Regions from separate parts of the Homo sapiens genome. Here region 2 is linked to region 1. Evidence: chromatin loops called from intact Hi-C (ENCODE). Cell type or tissue: PC-9. All regions are shown on one strand. Each heading gives the region's core, and the rest is flanking DNA. Links, peaks and the distances in the headings are about the cores only.

The links. Peaks named below come from ENCODE experiments on the same cell type or tissue, not always from the same donor. Only the 100,000 strongest peaks of a DNase experiment are listed, where the experiment ranks them.
Region 2: a loop joins it to region 1, with 10 times the contacts of the local background. A loop is called at or near these places in 1 of 110 quality-filtered maps.

Annotation. Positions count from the first base shown.
Region 1 is chr4:78,291,480-78,296,867 of GRCh38, reverse strand. The region is part of intron 14 of FRAS1 (Fraser extracellular matrix complex subunit 1); the gene reads right to left. Among named protein-coding and RNA genes, the nearest start is that of SNORD161, 5.2 kb to the right of the region's middle. In PC-9, for the core only: no CTCF peak of the experiment used is centred there; DNase peaks (open chromatin) are centred at 2,947 and 3,357; H3K27ac peaks cover 1,664 bases.
Region 2 is chr4:78,567,246-78,572,633 of GRCh38, reverse strand. All of the region lies in intron 2 of ANXA3 (annexin A3), which reads right to left. Among named protein-coding and RNA genes, the nearest start is that of ANXA3, 18 kb to the right of the region's middle. In PC-9, for the core only: no CTCF peak of the experiment used is centred there; a DNase peak (open chromatin) is centred at 3,203; H3K4me3 peaks cover 285 bases; H3K27ac peaks cover 3,422 bases.

The DNA.
Region 1 (5,388 bases), core at 307-5,306:
TGTGTGATCACATGAATGGCATGGGGAGAGCTGCAGTTTGTCTCAACTGCTGTCAAAATCAAAGTAATTTTAAAGGGAGCAAATTAAAGTGCAACACAAGACAGAAGGGGGAAGGATGGAAAAGACTACAGGAAAGGTTGGCTCACTTAGAAAGGAAGGGAAGGGAAGAATTACAGCCTGCAGGGATTTGGCCAGCAGCTATACGAATGGGCTCCAGCCTCGCCCAGGGGCTTCACACTTAGCAGTTCTTTCCTTGCAACCTCTACAAAACAACAGCAAAAGCTCTTTGAAAGTGATTGGAAATACCTTGGTGAGGCTCTGATTCCTGAAAGACCACTTCCTCCTCCCCAGTCACAGCCCCACAAGAGGCCAAGGCTGGTTGCCTGAGACGCTAAAACTCCAGGCTAATTTAAAAGAAGTTCCAAAGAGATCTGAGCCATCACCATTTTTGATCCTTTTACTCCAATCTTCTGTCCCTTCCCAGACTGGGCCTCTGCCTGCTACTGCCTCCCTTTGCCAATTGAAGGCTTTACACCTGAAATGGGAATGTCTGGTCTCCACATATTCTGAAAACTCGTAAGTGCTTGAGGAACTTCATAATAGAAAAAAGTACAAACACGTAAAAAAAATCTTCAGCATCATCAAAAGCTGGAGATATGCAAACCAAACAGGAGAGCAGCAACTAGATGCACTGGATGAGACATGCACATTATATTTTTAAACTGCAATTACTTTTGCACCACCTAATAACATGTATGCATCCTAGAAACACTGCTTAGTGAGAAAAAAAAAAGTCAAGAAAGAAGGAAATATCTGGCTGAGTTTGGTGGCTTGTGCCTGTAATCCCAGCAGTTTGGGAGGCCAACGCGGGTGGATCACTAGAGGTCACGAGTTCAAGACCAGCCTGGCCAACATGGTGAAATCCTGTCTCTACTAAAAATACAAAAAAATAAAATTAGCCAGGTGTGGTGGCACACCCCTGTAGTCCCAGCTACTCAGAAGGCTGAGGCAGGAGAATCGTTCGAACCTGGGCAGGCGGAGGTTACAGTGAGCCAAGATTGCGCCACTGTACTACAGCCTGGGTGACAGAGTGAGACTCCATCTAAAAAAAAAAAAAAAGAAGGAAATATCTACTCAGGCATACAAAACAATAAGAGAATATACATACAAAAAGTACACACTAAATCACATTAGTGTAGTTATTTAAAAGGGGAGCTGGGAAGAAGGAGAATGGGAATAGGGCATGATAACAAAAGGAATAGACAGGCAGATGGATGGGCAGACAAATAAGCAAGAGAATAGCTTGGCCCAGACCAATGATGAAAATGGGCCATCAACTGACAAGCATGATTAACTCCACATGCTTCATAAGAATCCCCAAAATAGGTAAAAGATAAAAATTAAACAAGATTTCATTTTACATCAATCAAATTGACAATTTAAGAAGGCTTGTAATACCTAGTGTTGACAAGAGTGCTGGCAAGTAGGCACCCTTATACATTTCTGGTAAGAGTACAAATTAGTACAACTTTCTTAAAAGAGTATAATATGTTACTCTGTGTCAAAAAGCTTAAACACTGTACATAAACCTTTGGACCCGGTAGTCACATGTCTAAAAATTGATTCAAAAATATTTACCACAATTTCTACTAAAAATGTTTACATCATGGTTACATATAATTAAAAAAATTGGGAACAAATATCAAACCATAGAGGATTGGCTAAATGAATGATTGCATAGCCAGAGATGGAAAATTATACAACAGGTTTAAAAAGATGTTGTAGAAGGATAAGTAATAACATAAAGCAAGCAAGCAATAAAACTGTAAATAGAGTATGATTTTAGTTTTGAAAAAAAAAGTGTATGTGTATAGACACACAAAAAGATATCTTTATAAATTAGGAAGACATACACCAAAATACTAACAGTAGTGATTTAGGGGAGTTTGAGTTAGAAATTTTAGCTGACTTTTTATTATACCTTATATTTTATTGACTTTAATTATTTTTTTTTGGAATAAACATAAATTCATTTGGTATTTGGGGGGAATTTTGGTAATTTTCCTAATGATGGAGGGAGGAAAGCTATAGTCCTTTTCCCTAAGGTACATGCTAGGTAAATAACTTGTTAACCTATTAACCATGATTGTGATACAGCTGAATGATTTACCCGTCTTGAGTAATATATTTGAATTTTTAGCAGGGTCTTTGGTAGACACAGAACTTGAACCAAAGGAAATTACTTCCCAGCCAATGAAGGCTTTGGCAGGTCCACATGGACCTTTCATTGCTTCATAAGTCAGAGGACAAAGCAAGACATTCAGCTCATCAGGAGTATCTGGTAAAGTTATCTCTTCTATTTCCTGCCCCTCTACCTATATTCCTAAATCGACAACATAGGTATAATCCAAGGGTTTTCAAGACCACCAGCTTCTCAGCTTCTACTCATCCTCTGTGACCACTGAAAATCCACAGCTGCTAGGACTCCCTGTGTTCCCTCCCCAATCCTACACCCAGTGGCCCCTGTTAATTAAATGCCTATTGTCTACTCCAGTGATGTCTACTGAAACTGAAGAGCCAAAGGCGGGACCGCAAACCAAAACAACCTTTTGATGGGGAGAGTTTTCAGACCTCCTGGCTGCACTAACACAGCTGCTCAGATCTCAGCAGCAACAACAAGGAGGTGCTGTTAGCTCTGTGAGCAGCATAGAAGCAGGGGAGGGCAGAACAGGGACAGTGCTTGGGTGGGGAATGGAGAAGAGAAAGAACGTATGCCATACAGTCTAGCTAAAATAACTGAGAACCTTCCAAACTGGGCAGAAAGCCAGAAGACTTGTCACTAGTTTGTAATCCATAGCTGAAATACTTTGGGGTTCAGATTTGTCGGGAAGAATGGGATCTGTCTGAAAGATAAACTCTGTGGCATCTGTGGCAGGCTTTCTCTGCTGGTATGTGATACTTTTGTTCTGTCATTTGTCTTCTGGCATACACAGCAAGGGTCTAGAAGTGGCAAAGACAAATGCCAAACACAGCCAGCTTCCTGCCAAAGCAAAGGTCCCAGACACAACACCACCAGCTGTTTTCCCCTCTTCTCTCCATTTTTTCTGCATATGAATATAATATCCAAAGAGAGAGGGGCCTTGGAACACTGTTGTCACCTGCCTCATTGGGTCTTGTTTACTCAAAAAAACTTACATTCTAGGAAGGCAATCCTATTGTCTTCCCTTCTGAATGGCCTGAAATACTCCATGGACACGACCCAAGTTTTGAAGACAGTTGATTTTATAAGTCACATTCCCAACTCTAATAAAGCCCACAACTATGTTAAACATGAGGAAAAGAGAAGAAAAAGAGGGGTGAGAAAAATAGAGAGTCTGTAATTATCCTGAGGCCACCACTAGCCAGAAATTGCTGACAAGGAGCAAATAGTGGAAGCCAAATGGAAGATAGGTCATCTGTAAGCCAAAGTTTAGTCATGCCTGTACATTTCTGTTGATTGCTCTCTATGCAATGGTTTATCACATTTTTTCTATCAAAAATTATTCCAGAGGGCCACAGATATACTTAGCACCATGTGAAATTCAGAAGTATACGGCATGTCCCTGCCCCAATGACTGATCATTTCCTATCATATTCCCCTGTAAGGTATCTTTATAGCACTGATAATAATAATTTCATATAATGATAACTATCTAAGTATTTAATATTATCTTGTTTATTTGTTTAGAGGCACTCTCCTCCCATTGAGGAAGTTAAGTTCCTTAACTAGAGGGAAGTTTTCTGTCTGCTTCACTCTGTATCTCTGGTGTCTGGGACAGGGCGTGGTACATAGAAGAGGCTCCACAAATATTTATGCATGAACAGAATCGAAGAGACAGGAGATACCACTTGAAGCAACAAGTCACCTTTATGAGACAGTCAGCAATTTAGTAAGGGACCATAATTGCTGTAGAATGCCAAAGAAGTTCTGAACAATGCATAGGATTTAAAGAGTAGAACAAAATGAGTGAAGGCAGTGGTAGAAACATGCAGGGCCCCTAAACTGAGTATGTGACCCGGCAATGAAACTGAGACTAACCCTCCAATCCTGGGGTATGTTGCAAGGGCCATGGAGGTGACACCAGCTTGGCCATGACTATCCCAACAGAGAAAGGGGGGCCCCTGTCTTGCGAGGAGGGCTCCTGGATTTCAGAACAGTAGTTTCATAGGTGCCATTGTCAAGAGGTCCACCCAGGGCACAGCCAGGCTGGGATAAGTCATGTGTTGGAACACAACACCAAGACCCATTAAATCCCTGCTGCTTTGGACCTGGCTTTGCAAGGTCAGTGCTTCATTTCTGCAAATGACTGGCTGCTCCAGTCAACCATCGTTCCAACAAATAATTAACTTCAGAAGGTCCTCTGCTCAGGCCACAGCTTTTAAATCTCAACTAGGTCAACATCCTAGTTGTAAATTTTATAGGTTTTTTTATTATAAACTTTTCCTCTAAATATGTCACAATATTGGCTAAGAAACAAATAATCATAGATTCTCATTGTTTAATCTGAGCACTTAAAATTTTCTTTCCTTTTTAAAAGAAAAAGGGATTTTAATTTGCTATAAAGAATACAGTATACTGTTCTCTATATATTTACTTCTCCATAACATATAAAAGCAGATTTTATTTAGATGAGACATTAATGGCAGAAAGCTTTTTGTTACTTAATGAAAGCTATTTGGTTTTTATCTCTATAGGTTGAAAAATAAAGGAATGGTTTCAATAATATCAATAGCTGCCTTTTACAGTCCACATACTAAGGCCAGGCATAATGTATTTATACATTTCAAACAGCTTTTCTAACCTTCATAATAATGGTTTAAAGTAGATAATATCGTCCCCATTTTGCAGTTGAAAAAATTGAAGTTCAGAGAGGTTAAATGGTTTGCCAAAGCCCTCTTGCAGCAAGTGGTAGAGGTGCCATTCAAAATAATCCTATCCCTTATAATCCTGTAAAATGTTCAGTTGTTTGATTCTTTACGTCTCAAAATCTGAGACCATACAGCACTCAGATATAGAATAAACTTCAAAGGCTTTTGGATTTTGTTTTTGTTTGTTTTGTTTTATTTTACATCTCTATAAGCAACAACTAACCTGCCTTGACTGTGAGCTCACTATAGGCAAAGACTGAATCTTATTTACTTTATACACTTCATGTACTCAGGACCTAGAACAATGGTCAAAAAAGAATGAAAGGGGAAATGAAATAAAAGGAACAAGGAAGAAGGACAATAGAAAGCAGAACCCAAGTCTCTAAACTTATATGAAGGGCTTTCTAGACACCAGGTACCATCTCCTAAACCAGCGGTCCCCAACCCCCAGGCACAGATCAGTTTCAGTGTGTGGCCTGT
Region 2 (5,388 bases), core at 338-5,337, 280 kb before region 1:
ACCAGCAACTCCTTTGGTGGCCCCCACTTAGAAGCAGACTCAGCCTACAAGGACTGTTTTCTATACCCCTATAATTACATCTCCAACCAATCAGCATGCCCCTTCCCTAGCCCCCTGCCCTCCATTTTAACCTTGAAAAACCCCTAACTTTTGAGCCTTCAGGGAAATTGATTTGAGTAATAACTCTGTCTCCCACATGGTGTGGCTAGCCTGGCATCAATTAAACTTTTTCTTTACTGCAATGTGATGGTCTCAGTGGACTGATTTTGTCTGCACAGTGAGCAGGAAGAACCCATCTGGCAGTTACAGTTGAAGTGATGGTCTACCCCCCAGACACAGGGAATATGATATCTACCCCATATCTCAGGAGTCCTCTTTTTCTTTTGTGTAACAAATTACAAATATAAAACATTGGTTCTCTAGAGCAGTAAGTTGTGTTAATCTTGGTGACACTGAAGAAAATTTGTTTTAAAGTAGCATTTGCAGGAGAGCAACAAGAAAGCTGAAATTTCCTAAATCTTCTTATTTTTCAAGTGATAATTCAAAGCTCATCATGGCATCTCGCACAGAAGTAACTGTGGTTTACAGACTTCAAGATGTTTTAATTAATGTTGACCATTGTCCTTGGGGAATCCCAGACTAAATGATCCATAAATGAAAACCCCCTTAGGACTGTCTGTTCTTAAGCTTTGTTTAATGAATGTGCAATTAGAAGACCTTCTAAAAGCTCTACTGACATCATAGATCTTCAGGAATTGCAAGGAAGTAAAAAATGCCACACTACTAATTTTAAGCATGTAAATTAGAAGCATGTCAGTAAGCTGGGAAAGACCATAATATAGAAAAAATATTTTAAAATTGCTTATGAGACTAAAGAAGGACAGCCACAAAGATGTTGAGAAAAATCAAAGTAAACGTAGATTTATGTGGTAGTTCCTAACTTCTTGAATAAAAATCTGTCTTTACAGTAATAATATTTCCTTTTAAACAGCATTTTTCTATCCTGTTACTGAATAGTATTGGCTCTGTTGTCTTGTATTAATATGGGTTCATTTTGGCTCTCTTGAAGGGTTTAATATTTTCATGAAAGGACATTATCTGTCACATTAAAGTGAATGGAAAATTAGTGTTCTGGCACAGTAAAATATGATAGTCTGCTGATTCATTAGATTAGACTGAATAATTGATTTCAATACACTCAAACACTGTTTAATCTTATAGCATCTAAAATAAGAACTTTAGAACCTAGAAAATAATTGCAAGTTAGAAACTAGTTGTGAATGTTCCTGACCTGAAGATACCTGTAACAAACCAGTCACTTTAGTCTGGACATGGTGGCTCACTCTTGTACTCCCAGGTCTTTCGGGGGCCAAAGACAGAGGATCATTTGAGCCCAGGAGTTCAGGGCCAGCCTGGGCAACACAGTAAGACCCTGTCTCTACAAAATATTAAAAAATTACCAGGTGTGGTGGTGTGCAGGTGTGGTCCCAGCTACTTGGGAGGCTGAGGTGGGAGGACCACTTGAGCGCAGAAGGTCAAGGCTGCAGTGAGCTGTGATTGTGTCACTGCACTGTAGTCTAGGTGACAGAGTGAGACCGTGTCTCACAAAAAAAAAGAAAGAAAGAAAGAAAGAAAATAAATTAGTCACTTTAATATAATTTTTGATGAATTCTCTTTCTCCAAGGCTTGATAAATATTTTATGGATTCACAGAGCCAACTGGCTTCATTTCACTTCTATCCATCTAGGAACTTTTGTGTTGATCTTACCTGTCCACCTTCCAGTGTCTGGCATTGTAAAAGAACTACCCCAATGTTAGATTGTTTGAATGCTTCATGCCCAGCACACTTTACATGCTAAGCACTTTATATATGTTAATTATAATCTGCATAACAGCCCCAATAAATGAGAGTGAGCAATTTCACATAAACAGCACCAAGATTTAAGAAGACCAGAGAATTTGATCAAGTCTACACAGCTAGTTGCAGGCAGAGGCTGAATTTAAAAGCAAACTAGACTATTCCAGACCATTCCTGGTGTTTCATGAAGTGCAGTCTCTGTACCACCTGGAGTGATACTTTAAATGTATATGACCAGGACACACCTTCTATATACTGAATCATATGTTTTAGAGATGGGGTGCTAAATTCTACATGTGTAAGAAGCTCCCAGGTGATTCTGTGCCATGCAGATATTGACGTGGCTGATTCTAAATATAAAAAGACAAAATTGTGGTCAGATCCCAGTTGTTCATGCATCATGAAAACTCAGGGTTTGCACTCCAGCTGTGAACTTTTCACTGGCCTTTACCACCTACACATCAAAATATGCTAAAATGCCAATGCACAGAATTAGAGAAGGAGGAAATTCCCAATTTATTATGCAATTTAGTACTTAGCAAGAATTAAATGGGGGAGGAATAACTTGTTTAATTACAAGGGGGGAAGAAAGTACGCACACACACACCCCAACTTGAAAAAGGGCTTGGGAATTCTGAAGTGGAATTTTAGTGAAATATTTAAAACTGCTTCCATTATTTAAACGAATGGCATTATTCATTTGATAGACTTGGTTGCCCAAATCATTCGGAAATATTACATGACTTACAAAATAATCTTACAATCAAAGATTAATGAAATCTTTTAAAACTAATACATGAACAAAGTGATTTACAAACATTTAACTCTTACAAGAGCCTTCATGAGGTGAATTTTATTATTTCTAATTGAAAATGGAAGAAACCCAGTCTCACAGAGATTATTTGCTTAAAAGAGCTCTGCTAATAAGGACAGCCCCAGGACTCAAACCCATCACCTTATGACTAAAATGCCCCCTGCTCTATGTCACATCACAATGCCTCGAGGGAGTTCATCTTAGTGGTTCTCAAAGTGTGGTTCCTGAAGCAGCTGCATCAGCATCACCCGGGAATGTGACAGAAATGCAAATTCTCAGGCCCAACCCCAGTGTTCCTGAACCAACAACTGCAGGGCCAGGATGCAGAATCTGCGATTTAACAAACCTTCCAGGTGATTCTAGTACACAATAAAGTTTAAGAAGCACTGCTTTATTTCCTTCTTAGCTGTCTAGAAAACCAAAGCAAAAATGAGCAAACAAGCCATGAATTCTCTTATGGGTGTGGAAGATGAAGAATTTAATGATGAGCTCATCGCTTCAGGAATGTCGGCATTTTTACAGCCAAACAGGACTGCTTGCATTGCCTGCTCCACTGCAAGCTTAATTCCTTGACATTTATATTACTAATCAATACTTGGCTGAGTTTATTTCCAGTAACCCTAGTGTCCTAACATAGTCAGTGCTAGCGTAGAACATCACCTGAATACTTGGCAAAGTCTATTTAAAAAAAAAAAAATTGCCTTTGATCAGATTTCCATCCACACATTTAAACACATTTAGTTGCTTTCCTTTTCTGAAACTTGACCTTCAGATGCCTCCAAAAGAAAAATGCTGCTGAAGCCAGTTGGAAAACAAATTAAAGCAAAGAATGTCTAGATAAAGGGGGAAAGTAACAGGAGCTCTTTATACTAAGAACAATTGCTGCTAATCACTATGTGCCAAGTACTGTGCTAAGCGCGTTTCCTGCATTTGCTTATTCAATCCTTGCAATAAACTTATAAGGTAGATATAATAAATCCTTTTCACAGATGATGAAACTGATGATTAAGTAACTTGTCTAAGTTCCCACAGCCAGTAAGTGGTCTGTTCCAACAGTCTTTGCTCCTAAACTAGACTAGCCTTCATCTCATTTAAACCATCTTTTTCAAGACAATATAATCTCCCTTGATCTTCTAAAATCATCCTTCGGAGGTCAGCCTTAGCACATGACACCTTGAAGCCACTGCTTGGCCAAGCTGGGCCTAGGGAGCTGTTTGCTATTGCCCCTGGGAGAGGCCAGTCTGTTTTTGACTCACAAAAGCCAGTTGTACCTATTTCTTTATGCAAAGTGTACTGTGTTTGCAAGAAGTTAAACATTTACATTCAGAAGGATGAGTGGAAGAGAAAAACAGAAGGTGCCAACCCTGTTGATATGAAACATATTTAAAGCCAAATGCTACAGAGCAAGAATAGCAGTTGCTGCAGGGACATTTTGAAGATGCGGTGAAGCCAGATCACTCATCACTTCAGAAAGCCCTATAAAGGCCACATCCAAAAATTGAGGCATCAAATCAAAGCTCCAGATAAAACTCCAGGACAAGGAGCTCTCAAAGAGCCGGGGAGAAACGATGGCTCTCTGTTCAATGTCAAGATGCTATGTTGGGTCATGAAGCTTTATGATACAAGGAAAAATGGAGTAGATTATAAAAAATAAAGCAATCAAACTTGGAAATTGTTAAGACTTCCTGTTCAATTTTTCCAGTAAAAAGCATTTTTCAAAACCAAAGAAAGTTTACTGTAAACAGCCCTGAAATAAAATGCAGTCAAGTGAGGCAGGTGTTATGGGTTGAATTGTGTCTCCCCAAAAAAATACCTTAAAGTCCTAACCCACAGTACCACAGAATGTGGCCTTACTTGGAGACCAGGTTATTGCAGATGTAATTAATTAAGATGAGGTCACAGTGGCAGGCCCCCAATCCAATACCACTGGTATCCTTATAAGACAGCCATGTAAAGGCAGAGACATACAGAAAGAATGTGATGTGATGGTGAAGGCAGAGACTGGAGTTACGCAGCTGCGAGCTGCCAGTATGAGACCAGAATGTGCCTCTTCAAAACATGAAGGATTGTTGAAGACAAGAAGAAACAGATACTCAAGAGATATCTTTCCTCCATTTGCCTAAAAGCAGGACAAAGATTTATGAAGACAAAAGGTATTCTGCCCTCCTGACTACCAGGGAGAACAAAGGTTAAAGACTGAAGATAGTTTAAGACCCTTATCAGCCTGACAATGGTATTAGAAGAATTTATATTAGCAAGCTGTACTAACTAACCTTTATCTGCAAGTTATTTGCCTTTCTTCACTGCCCCACCTGCAAGTTGCTGCCCACAGAGATTCAAAGGTCCTTTTCTATTGTCTTGTTACAAAAAATTTACTGTTCTTTGTTGAAGATGCTATATAAGCTGAAATTCAAAGCCACCTCTGAAAACTACTCATTCTCTTGGTGTCTCCATGTATACTCAAAATACACATGTTAATAAACTTCTGTCTGGTTTTCTCTTGTCAATCTGTCTTTTGTAACAAAGGTGCTTTCCAACTAAGAACCTATGGGGATTACTGTTACTCCCCTATACCAGTAAACCACTAGAAACCAGGAAGAGGCTAAGAAGTTCTCCCCTACAGCTTTCAGAGGGAGGACGGCCCTGACCACACCTTGATTTTAGACTTCTGGCCTCCAGAACTGTGAGATAATATATTCATGTCATTCGAAACCAG